Linked DNA regions of Homo sapiens: region 1 is linked to region 2. A link is a loop called in an ENCODE intact Hi-C map of the cell type or tissue named here. Cell type or tissue: endothelial cell of umbilical vein. All regions are shown on one strand. Each heading gives the region's core, and the rest is flanking DNA. Links, peaks and the distances in the headings are about the cores only.

What was found. A loop is a pair of places that touch in the nucleus more often than their neighbours do. Peaks named below come from ENCODE experiments on the same cell type or tissue, not always from the same donor. Only the 100,000 strongest peaks of a DNase experiment are listed, where the experiment ranks them.
Region 1: a loop joins it to region 2, with 2.9 times the contacts of the local background. A loop is called at or near these places in 8 of 110 quality-filtered maps.

Annotation. Positions count from the first base shown.
Region 1 is chr12:94,619,473-94,624,847 of GRCh38, forward strand. The region is part of intron 1 of TMCC3 (transmembrane and coiled-coil domain family 3); the gene reads right to left. Among named protein-coding and RNA genes, the nearest start is that of TMCC3, 28 kb to the right of the region's middle. RefSeq lists enhancers at 1,791-1,910, 2,251-2,570. In endothelial cell of umbilical vein, for the core only: no CTCF peak of the experiment used is centred there; DNase peaks (open chromatin) are centred at 2,369 and 3,199; H3K27ac peaks cover 2,689 bases.
Region 2 is chr12:94,568,672-94,574,015 of GRCh38, forward strand. It overlaps TMCC3 (transmembrane and coiled-coil domain family 3), which reads right to left. Exons shown (of 4, transcript NM_020698.4): 4 at 1-3,066. The coding sequence ends at 2,764. MIR7844 (microRNA 7844) reads right to left here and starts at 2,681; the gene lies at 2,560-2,681. In endothelial cell of umbilical vein, for the core only: no CTCF peak of the experiment used is centred there; DNase peaks (open chromatin) are centred at 1,720 and 3,070; H3K27ac peaks cover 2,466 bases.

The DNA.
Region 1 (5,375 bases), core at 115-5,114, 51 kb after region 2:
TCATTCCTCCAGGCAGAGGCCCCTGAGTTTCCTGTGGTTAGTAGACATGGATAGCTGCCTGCTGCATCAGACTCAGCTGAGCCCAGGAATCCTTCTGAAAATAAAAGATTTATCCTACAAATTGGTGCAACCTTTGGGAGGACAATGTGTTTGCCTCTATTCTCATTTAAAAGGCACATGCCCTTTGACCTAACAGTTTTGCTTTTGGAAATTTATCTAAATATGGTTATAGAGAAAAATGTACACAAGTTTTCAATACAGTATTACAAAGCAAAAGAAACATGAAAAAACATCATCCTGGGAGGAACTTAAATCGCATATCAATAGGCGACTGGTTAAATAAATAATAGATATGTATATTTTGTGTCAAGACTATTTCTGTAAAGACACATAAGAAACATAACATTGCAGCCAGGCGCAGTAGCTCACGCCTATAGTCCCAACACTTCAGGAGGCCGAGGCAGGTGGATAACCTGAGGTCGGGAGTTCGAGACCAGCTTGACCAACATGGAGAAACCCTGTCTCTACTAAAAATGCAAAATTAGCTGGGCGTGGTGGCGGGTGCATGTAATCACAGCTACTGGGGAGGCTGAGGCAGAAGAATCGCTTGAACCCGGAAGGCGGAGGTTGCGGCGAGCCAAGATAGTGCCATTGCACTCCAGCCTGGGCAACAAAAGCGAGACTGTCTCAAGAAAAAAAAAGAAACATAACATTATTATCATTGCTATCTCTGGGGAAAAGGACAAGAAGCTGGAAAAAGACACTTTAATTTTGCTTTAAGCCCTTTAGTACTGTGGAAATTTTTTTTTTTTAATAATTATTATTTTTTTTTTGAGACAGAGTCTTGCTCTGTCGCCCAGGCTGGAGTGTAATGGCGCGATCTCGGCTCACTGCAACCTTCGCCTCCCAAGTTTAAGCGGTTCTCCTGCCTCAGCCTCCCGAGTAGCTGGGATCACAGGAGCCCACCACCATGCCCAGCTAATTTTTGTATTTTTAGTAGAGACAGGGTTTCACCATGTTGGCCAGGCTAGTCTTGAACTCCTGACCTCAGGTGATCCATCTGCCTCGGCCTCCCAAAGTGCTGGGATTACAGGCATGAGCTACTGTGCAGGGCCTGTGGAATTTTTTTTTTTTCAAATGAATTCACACTTAAGCTACTTAATAGAAAAAAATGTGAACCTTTATCATTTAGAGCTACTAAACACTTCATTAAACAATATCACTTAATCTTTGCTAAACACGAACTAGAAAAACTAGGCACAAATAGAAACTGTATAGACCAGATATACATTAGAATGGGTCTGCTTTAGCAGTTAATGGTTTAATCATTAACCAGGTCAGGGTATTTTTCTCTAAGGCACTTTATGTGTTGCTGACTCTTCTACAATCTAAGTGGCTCAATGTAAACCATTCCCCTTGTGCTAAACATGCGTGTTTATACTTAAAGTCGATTTCACTGAGGAAATTAGGGTAGGGTCAGTTTGTAAGGTTTTGCCCTAAACCTTAAAAAGAACACAAAATCCTTCAGGTCTTAAGCAAGATTGATGCCCAGGCCCTATGAAGGACACATTGAATCTTCTGTATATTTTTTAACAAGCTCCACAGGTAATTTGGATGTGGCTGGCATTGCCTCGTGCACACCTAAAGTAACCATGCTTAGAAAACGCTGTGTTATCCAAAAGAAACACAGCACAGAGAATTCTATGAACAAACTATTGCAGTACTCTAAGATTTTAAAATAAGTAACTTTCTCAAACACTGATATGGGGTTTAGAGTTAACACTGCGGGTAAGCAAACCCACCAGGCTCTCTCAGTTGACACAGCTCTTCTGGCTCCTTCGAGGAAGTGAGGACCAGTATGTGGAAGAGCCTTTGGGGCTGGTGTTTCTCAAGCTACAGCTTCAGGCAATCTCAGGGACAGAACCTGGACTGTGCATCTGACAGCCGCCTTTCTACCTCCCACCTCCACCCCATTCTTATGTCCAAGTAGTTTGAAACTATTGAGCTAGATCAGTATATCCCGAACACCAAATTGTTAAGAGTGGATGGAGCCCCAGTGATCTTTCCCACTCCCCAGACCAGTGAATCAGGAAATCTCTACTGGAGGTTCTGCAGTACCCCAGGTTCTTTATCTAAACAGGAAAGTTAGGAAACACCAATTTAGGTCAAACTCATTTTAAGATAAGGAAATCAAGGCCCAAGAAGTTTAAGTGATTTCACCAAGGACTTATAGCTGATTAATGATAGCTGGGAGCTGTGAAACCTGGTGAGCTAATTCTTCCCTCTTAGACCAATACTGCTTGTTATATTATGTGTAATCATGAGAGCCCCAGTATCTGTGCAGTTTCTGATTCACCAGGAAGAGGCCCCAAGTGATTAATAAAGCCTGAACCCAGGGGCATGTCAGAACGCACCACTGGTTTAAAGGATGACTGACATGGTAAAGTGTCCAACGTCAACCTGCCCTCGGAATTCTTTCACTTTCAGTATCAGTAGGAGAAATATACAATTGTACATTTCATAGAAAAGTAAACCCAGCCCCACACAGTTAACAACCAGGTGAAGCGGGAACACAGGACAATTCAAAGTTTTCGGATCACACCATTTCTTGGTCAAATATTAGTACCTTCAGCAAAAGACCTCTAATTACCACACACTTTTGGTTATGGCAACAGCCTGCTCCTTACTTTTGGGAGAGAGGAGTACTCCACACCCATGGCCTGAAACCAGGATCTCCAAACCCATCAAAGAGAAACATGGATGGGAAACCAAACCCCCCAAGCTTGGAAAGCATCCAGCAAGCTTTAATTCAGGGAGAGTTCAATCGAGATATAATTGCCTCTAATTGGCCCTCCCACACGATCTCACAACATACAGCTATAATCAGTTCCACAAAGAATATGTTATATTTCTTTTCTCCCTTGAAAAGCCAGAATCCTCTCTTGTTAGGTACTTACCATCACTGTTTTGATTTTTGTAAATATACCGAGACATTAAAAAAGGAAGAATGAATGGGTAAAAGCAAAGAAGTAGATGGATTTCTTTTTTAAAATAAGCACTGATCCCTATGACCTTAATGATAACCCAGTGCGATTCAAATCTGTAATGGAGACTGATGTCGACTCAGGAAACCTTTCTAGTCCAGGGCACATGTGATCCAAAAAACACATTCATCTGGTCGGACATTTTCCATACTCTGATTTTTATCTTTCTTGGCATGCTCAACTCTCCTTTAATAAAGTCACAACCCTTTGTTGCCATGGAACCCAATCAGACACGGAGCCTGTTACTATGACTTCCCTGCAGATATAAAAAAAGACCCAGTGACCAAAAGACCAGCTCTTTCTTAAAAAAAAAAAAAAAATTACAAGGCAAAGAGGCTCCAAAAAAACCTCAACACTTCTGTATTTACTGAAGTTTAATCTTTTATGTAGGCTCACCTGAACTCTTCAGCCAAAGCTAGCTCATGTTTCAGCTGGAACTTTCCAAAGAAAATGATTTTACAAATAAATACCTAGGCAAAGAAGGTAAAAAATATTCTTGGGATATCTTACTTTTCTTCTTCTTCTAGGCAAGCTTTCTGAAATTTGAGTAGCTGTTTAGCAAACATGTGTCAATCAGCAGCTGCCAAATTGCAATATTCATTTCCATCAATACTTAATGTTGCCAAGAGCTCATTATTTCTCTGAAAAGAAAAGATATTCTAAACAATACAATCAATCCTGTGTTCTGGACCTGGACTAAATCTGCAGGAAAAAAAAAAAAAATCTGAGACTAAGCAGAGTGGACTGAGCAGAGCTACTTAAGGGAAGAGAATTAACATTTGTTGAGTGCCTACCATGAGCTGGGCACTTTTACGTCATCACGTCAGGACCCTGTAACTGAGGCAATGCCACCTCTGTTTGGCAGATGAGGGACCAAGGCTCAGAAAGCTTAAGTACTTAAGCAGCTTGTTCAAGCTACCAGGCTAGAATGCTGCCTGGCTCCCAAAGCCAGAGCTATTCCTTCATTCAACCAGCACTTATTTCTGCTCTCACAGGTGTTGTACATTTTGTTATGCTTCTTATTCTTCAGGAGCGAATTCACAGCCTGTAAAGCTTGGCTGTAAAGAGAGCACGGTGTCCATCTTTACCGGCACAGGGGCCAGTCTGGCTACACCCACGTACAACTACCACCACGTCTATACAACACCAGCTACCCCTTGGGGGAATCCCGAATAAATGCCCTGGCTACTTGCCTAAGGAAACACGTGTGGGCTAGGCACCCATTACACCCTTCCAGAGGTTGGGCCACGGCCCAGAGCCTTCCAACCCTGGACCTCATGGTGGGGAGGACCAGGAAGCTCTGGGTGGCCTTTTCATGTGCAGTACCATCGGCAAAGTAAAAGTCAAGCCATGCAAACCACAACAGTTTCTCCAACCTGGTTTTGGACAACCAGCTTCAAGAAATGACTAGTAAGAAGGAATGTGGCAAGCCACAAAAGTTATAATTTATATTATTAATTATACCAGCCTCTCAGCTAAAGAAAATTTACCTATTTCATGTACAAAGATTATAACAACTGCTTTCATTAAAAGAAATTTTTAAAATCACCCAAAACTGCAATACGATACCACTTCATACTTACTAGGATGGCTGTAATTAAAAGACAGATAATAATAAGCACTGGTGAGGATGTGGAGAAATCAGAACCCTCATACACTGGTAGTGGGAATATAAACTGGTGCAACCACTTTGGAAAACACTCTGGCAGTTCCTCCAAAGGTTAAACAGAATTACCATATGACCCAGCAACACTCCTTCTAGGTATGTACCCAAGAGAAATAAAAACATATACCCCCACAAAAACTTACACAGAAGTGTTCATAGCAACATTATTCTTCATAGCCAAAAAGTGAAAACAACCCAAATGTCCACCAAATGTCACATATCCATACAATGAAATATTATTCAGCCATGGCCAGGCATGGTGGCTCATGCCTGTAATCCCAGCACTTTGGGAGGCTGAGGCAGGTGGATCGTCTGAGCTCAGGAGTTTGAGACCACCCTGGGAAACATGGTGAAAACCCGTCTCCACTAAAAAACGAAAAAATTAGCCAGGCGTGGTGGCGTACGCCTGTAGTCCCAGCTACTCAGGAGGCTGAGGCACGAGAATCACTTGAGTCTGGGAGGCAGAGGTTGCAGTGAGCCGAGATCACACCACTGCACTCCAGCTTGGGCTACAGTGAGATTCTGTCTCAAAATTAAAAAAAAATATATTGTTCAGCCATAAAAAGAAATAAAGTACTGATTCATGCTACAACATGCGTGAACCTTTTAAGAGAGGGGGAAATGAAGAATAACTGCTAAGGGTATCTTTCTGAGCTGATGAAAAT
Region 2 (5,344 bases), core at 1-5,000:
AATAAACTGCAGAGATTAAAAGTTTCCTTCGAGTGTATCATCTTATTAAAAAGTACAAAGTTTCATGAACTTTCAACAAGACTGCAAAATAAATATGCCAGGTAGGTTGAGCCTATCCAAGTGAAAACAAGGTTATTTGACATTTAGTGAGAGTCAATGAAAATATGAATTATTTCAAAGGAATTCATGATCCAGGTAGGAGGATTTAGATCCTACGGTATGTTAGAATAAAGCTAGTTTCTAGCAGATTCTGTTAACAGCTCCAGACTAGAGGGGACGGAGTGTGCTGCTTTCCATTCTCTTCTCTACTTCTGTCACTGGGGAGAAGATACACGGATCACAGGTCTGAGAAGTGTGCATTAAAGCACATTTGCTAGGCTGAGCACTGGAATGGTGTGGGCTGGTGTGAAAATGAAGCCTACGTCTTCTTGGACCCTCCCAGAGCCCTTCACCTCAAGGGTTAGACATCTCTCCTTCTCTAAACTAACAGCAGCACTCAATCCCTGGTGTGTCCGAAGTGGTGCTTGGAAAGATTCACAGATACCAAGAGGGGCCCACCCAGGCCCCAGCTTGATTTAGGAGTGTAAGTTACACTCAGCACTCAGCCCACGCTGAGTCTGATGCCCACAGGTAAAGGGTAATGCTGGCCATCGAAATACAAAAGCTAAAGGAAGCACAACATTCTCTCTGCCTCCCTGCCTTGCACCTGGCCTCCTTATCTGTCTCCCAGACTTGAAAGATCAGTGTATACACATCAACGCGGTAGACCAGGGGGAGTCTGACAATGAAAGGAGAGACAGCCATGAGATCAGGGTGGGACTGGTAAGGGAGCTCTTCTCTGAATCCAAAATACTTTATCACCAAAGATTTCATGAAATGACATTTATTGTTTAAAAAAGCGTGAGTCTGGAATTAGATAGTGGTGATGGTTGAACAAGTTTGTGAATTTACTAAAACCACTCAATTGTACGCTTAAAAAAAAAAGCAAGCTTGAGCTGCCTAAGTCCCGCTCACACACACTGGACTTGTACTAAATGCTCAACGATTCCATTCTCTCAGACTATGGAACATTCTGTCACATTTTTTTCCTTCAGGAGATTTCCCTAAGAAGAGCTGTTTGCAAAATATTGCACTTAATTTGAATCCAGGGGGACCTGATGTCTCCTGGAAGAAAACGTACACTCACATGCCTTCCTGCCTGCAGCAGATGGCGGGAGTGGTGGGACAAGGGGCTCAACAGCAGTTTCCATGAACATTGTTTCCATCTTCCTCTTTGTTATACACACAGAGACACAGATTTAAAGGAAAGTATCATCTGGGCTGAAGGCGGTGAATGGTATCCCCCAAACAGGGATGTGAACTTTTGAATGTTTTCAGCTCAGAGGCAGTATGGTCGTCCTAATACCTCAGGACTTATGTTCAGTGAGATGTTAAGAGACAGGTGGCAACCTTGGCTCAAACACTGGACTTAATTTATTTTATTCTTGCTAGTCTTTCACTTCTCAAAGACGATGCTCTCAATCTTCATCCAGGTGAACTGCTCCCACTAATCTAGCCACCATTCAGTCACACCCTACGTCCTCGTTTCCTCATGCTTTCAGCGTTCCGACACCTCAGTGCACTTGAACTTTAGAGGCTATGGTTCGGTTGTCCTTCAAGGAAAAAACTGCAACATGACCATCATTTGTTTTCATTTCCTGAGTAAGCTTTGCAGTCCCTCACAGACCTGTGAATAAGATGAATCACATAAAGTGAATCATATCCTCCAGGGGGGCTTATCACAATCAAGATTTGCCAAAAAACAGCCAGGCATGGTGGCTTGTGCCTGCAGTCCCGGCTGCTTGGGAGGCTGAGGTGGGAGGATCCCTTGAAGCAAGGAGTTTGCAACCAGCCTGAGCAATATTTAGCAGAGCCCTGTCTCAAAAAAGAAAAAAGATTTGCCAAAACACAAACCTTCAGAGTAGTGCTCACAGGATTCCAAATTAATGTTAAAGTCACAGTCTGATGAGGGATTTGAAAACATTCCTGCACACTCTGAAGGCTGGGCATTTGCTAGCCAGTTGAGACAAAATCAGGTGTTGGTTGCCTGGGTATGAGAAGGTGAAAGCCCCATTCATAAATCCCTATGCCTTCCCATTTAAAGTGTAACAAAACCCCTCAGGTAGACTTGTTGGATAACAGGTGTGTGATAAGATTTCCACGTTACAGGGTCATACACGACTGACTGCTGTGGACACTGAGTACATGACGGGACCTATGGTCCCCTGGAGAGAAGCAGGGTGGATCACACGGGGACCATAGGCCACAGTGTTTAACACTGCCCAAGCCTGTGATTCTTCATTCCCTGAATCATGCATATCCTTGCTTTTTATAGGACTCACAGAAAACAACCATTAGCAATTGTGAAGCTCAATTCTGACAGAGACTTAGGAGAGAGACCTCTTTCTTCAGGATCACCAATTATGCCAAGGTCTCAATATACAGAGGTTTACCACGCTGGGCTGGTCAGGTGGGCAGGAAATCGGTCTGATTAAGGCAGTGAGCAAGGTAGGAGAGCTCTGAAACAGATTCGTGTTAACGAAGTACAAGGACTGAGTTGGCAACTGCTACGGAGTTAAGAGAATTGTAGTTATTTACACCACACAGTCCTAGTTTTTCTTACACACGAGTCCGCACAATCATTCACTGTAAAATTTGGTAGTATGCACAGAGTTTTCTTTAAAATAAAAACTTGAAAGAACTTGAAGGCAGGAACCAGTGGCTTCATCTTGGTATTATCATCCTTTCTATGGCACACAGGATATGGTCCCAGTTTTTACAAAATATAGCAAGAAGAGTCACGGCAAAGAAGGTGCCAAGAATGTGGCAGCGACTCTTCATCATGGGTGAGACGAACTTCGCGATGGTGGACACACACACTAAGATGACAGTCATGAAGGCCAGGATCACGTTGATGCACCTCCCCAGGAGAACTTTAGCATTCACGGTGTCTGTCTGCAGAGCTTGCTGCTCTTGCTGGTGGAGCTCCAGCTTAGAAATGCGAGTCTGGCAGGATTCCAAGGCTTCCTGTGAGCAAGAGGGAGAGCAAGGGTCAAACGGTGTTGGGATGGTGAGCAACACGTGAGTGCTCGCTCAGCTGTACACAAAAGCCCCAGCTCAGAAAGCCCAATGCCCAGGCGGCTGCAAATCCCCAAACCGATGATGATGGTGATAGACAAAGATGTGGAACAAGAATCCCAGGCTCATTTTCTCCTGTTGTTCACGAGTAGAAGAGCATGTGGATACAACCACAAAATACCATAAATGAGGAAGTATGGCTAAGTTTTTTGACTTTACCTGTTTTTTTTGAGATGTAGTCTTGCTCTGTCGCCAGGCTGGAGTGCAGTGGTGCGATCTCAGCTCACTGCAACCTCCGCCTCCTGGGTTCAAGCAACTCTCCTGCCTCAGCCCCCCAAGTAGCTGGGACTACAGGTGCGCACCACCATGTCTGGCTAATTTTTGTATTTTTAGTAGAGATGGGGTTTCGCCATATTGGCAAGGAAGGTCTCGATCTCCTGACCTCGTGATCGGCCCACCTCGGCCTCCCAGAATGCTGGGATTATAGGTGTGAGCCACCATGCCCAGCCGACTTCATCTTTTTTTTTTTTTTTTTTTTTTGAGACAGAGTTTCACTCTGTCACCCAGGCTGGAGTGCAGTGGCGTGATCTCGGCTCACTGCAACCTCTGCCTTCTGGGTTTAAGCAATTCTCCTGCCTCAGCCTCCTGAGTAGCTGGGATTACAGGTGCACGCCACCACGCTTGGCTAATTTTTGTATTTTTAGTAGAGACAGGGTTTTACCATGTTGGCCAGGCTGGTCTCAAACTCCTGACCTCAAGTGATCTGCCTGCCATGGCCTCCCACAGTGGTGGAATTACAGGCGTGAGCCACCATGCCCAGCCTGACTTTACCTATTTTTGAAATAAAGTGATATAAAATATTGGTGCCTGTTGGTGCCATCAGGGACAAAGCAGAGAAGGAGGGAGGTTCCACTTTGTGACTACTCCACCTTTCAGCCAAGGAGTGTGTGGGATCTCCAATGGTCAGTCCTTATTTCCACCGCTCAAAGATTTTTGTCCATCAGTTAGAGATTGGCGGAGGAAGGCGAGAGAAGGGAGGGGAAGGGACTGGGGCTGACTGTGGGGCAACTGTGCTTTCACCTGCTCTCTGAACGCGGTGTTACTCAGGACACCATCCGAGGCTATCTCCCTGGATCTCGTCCATGCCAAGTCTTCAATTACTAAGACACAGATGGCTACAAGTGTATCTCTAGGCCAGTTCTTCTTCTGAGATTGACTCACAGATCTCCATGCCTCTTTGACATCTCCATCAGAGCTTCCTGAAAGCACCTCAAATGCAACACGTACAAATGTGGCTTCATGTATTGCAGCTACCCAACACCTGCAGTCAACCCTCTTCCCTTCCAGTGTCCTTCTTCTCAGAGTACAGCACCATGATCCACCCAGTTCCTCATACCAGAAGCCTAACGGGCATACCCTGATACCCTTCTCATCCAACCCGTCGCCCAGCCACGGAGGCAACATCCAGTTTCTAGCTCAATTGGTCCGGTTCTCTCTCCACCCGGTCAGCACCCCAATCTAAGTCACCGGGATCTCCTGCCTGCAATAACCTTACACGAATTTCCCTATACACTCTTTTGTTCCCCACCCTTACGAATCCATTTTCCACACAGCCACCCAAGCGGTCTTTTAAGGATGCATATTTGGTATCACTCCTTTTCATAAAACCTTTACAATCTTTAATATGGCCTTCTGAGGCCTTGCAAGGCCAGGTTCAGCTCCCTCTCCTCCCTCACTTAATGACTTCATGCCAGCCGCTTGCCCTGTCACAGTACTCTGGCCTTTTCTAAGTTCTTTTTTTCTTTTAAGAGACAGGGTCTCACTCTGTTGCCCAGGCTAGGGTGCAATGGCACAGTCAGAGCTCACTTCAACCTCAACCTCTGGTCTCCTGCCTCCATTCCTCCTGAATGACTGGAATTACAAGTGCGAGCCACCACACACAGCTTTATTCTAAGTTCTGAAAAGGAGCACAGACTCACCTCAGGGCTTCTGCATATTCAGTACACTCTGCCTGAGACATGTGCCTCCCCCACTCCATCCCTTCTTCACCCGTGGATCTCCCACTCATTTTTTAGGTCTCGCCTTGATTGCCACATCCCTGGGGAAGCCTTTCCTGATCCATGAGATGAGATCAAGTCTCCCTTCAGCTCTCCTCCCCAACCACAAGACATACGCTGCCTGAGGACAGGAACTAGCCCATCTTGCATTTGCTGTCCTCTCCAGCACA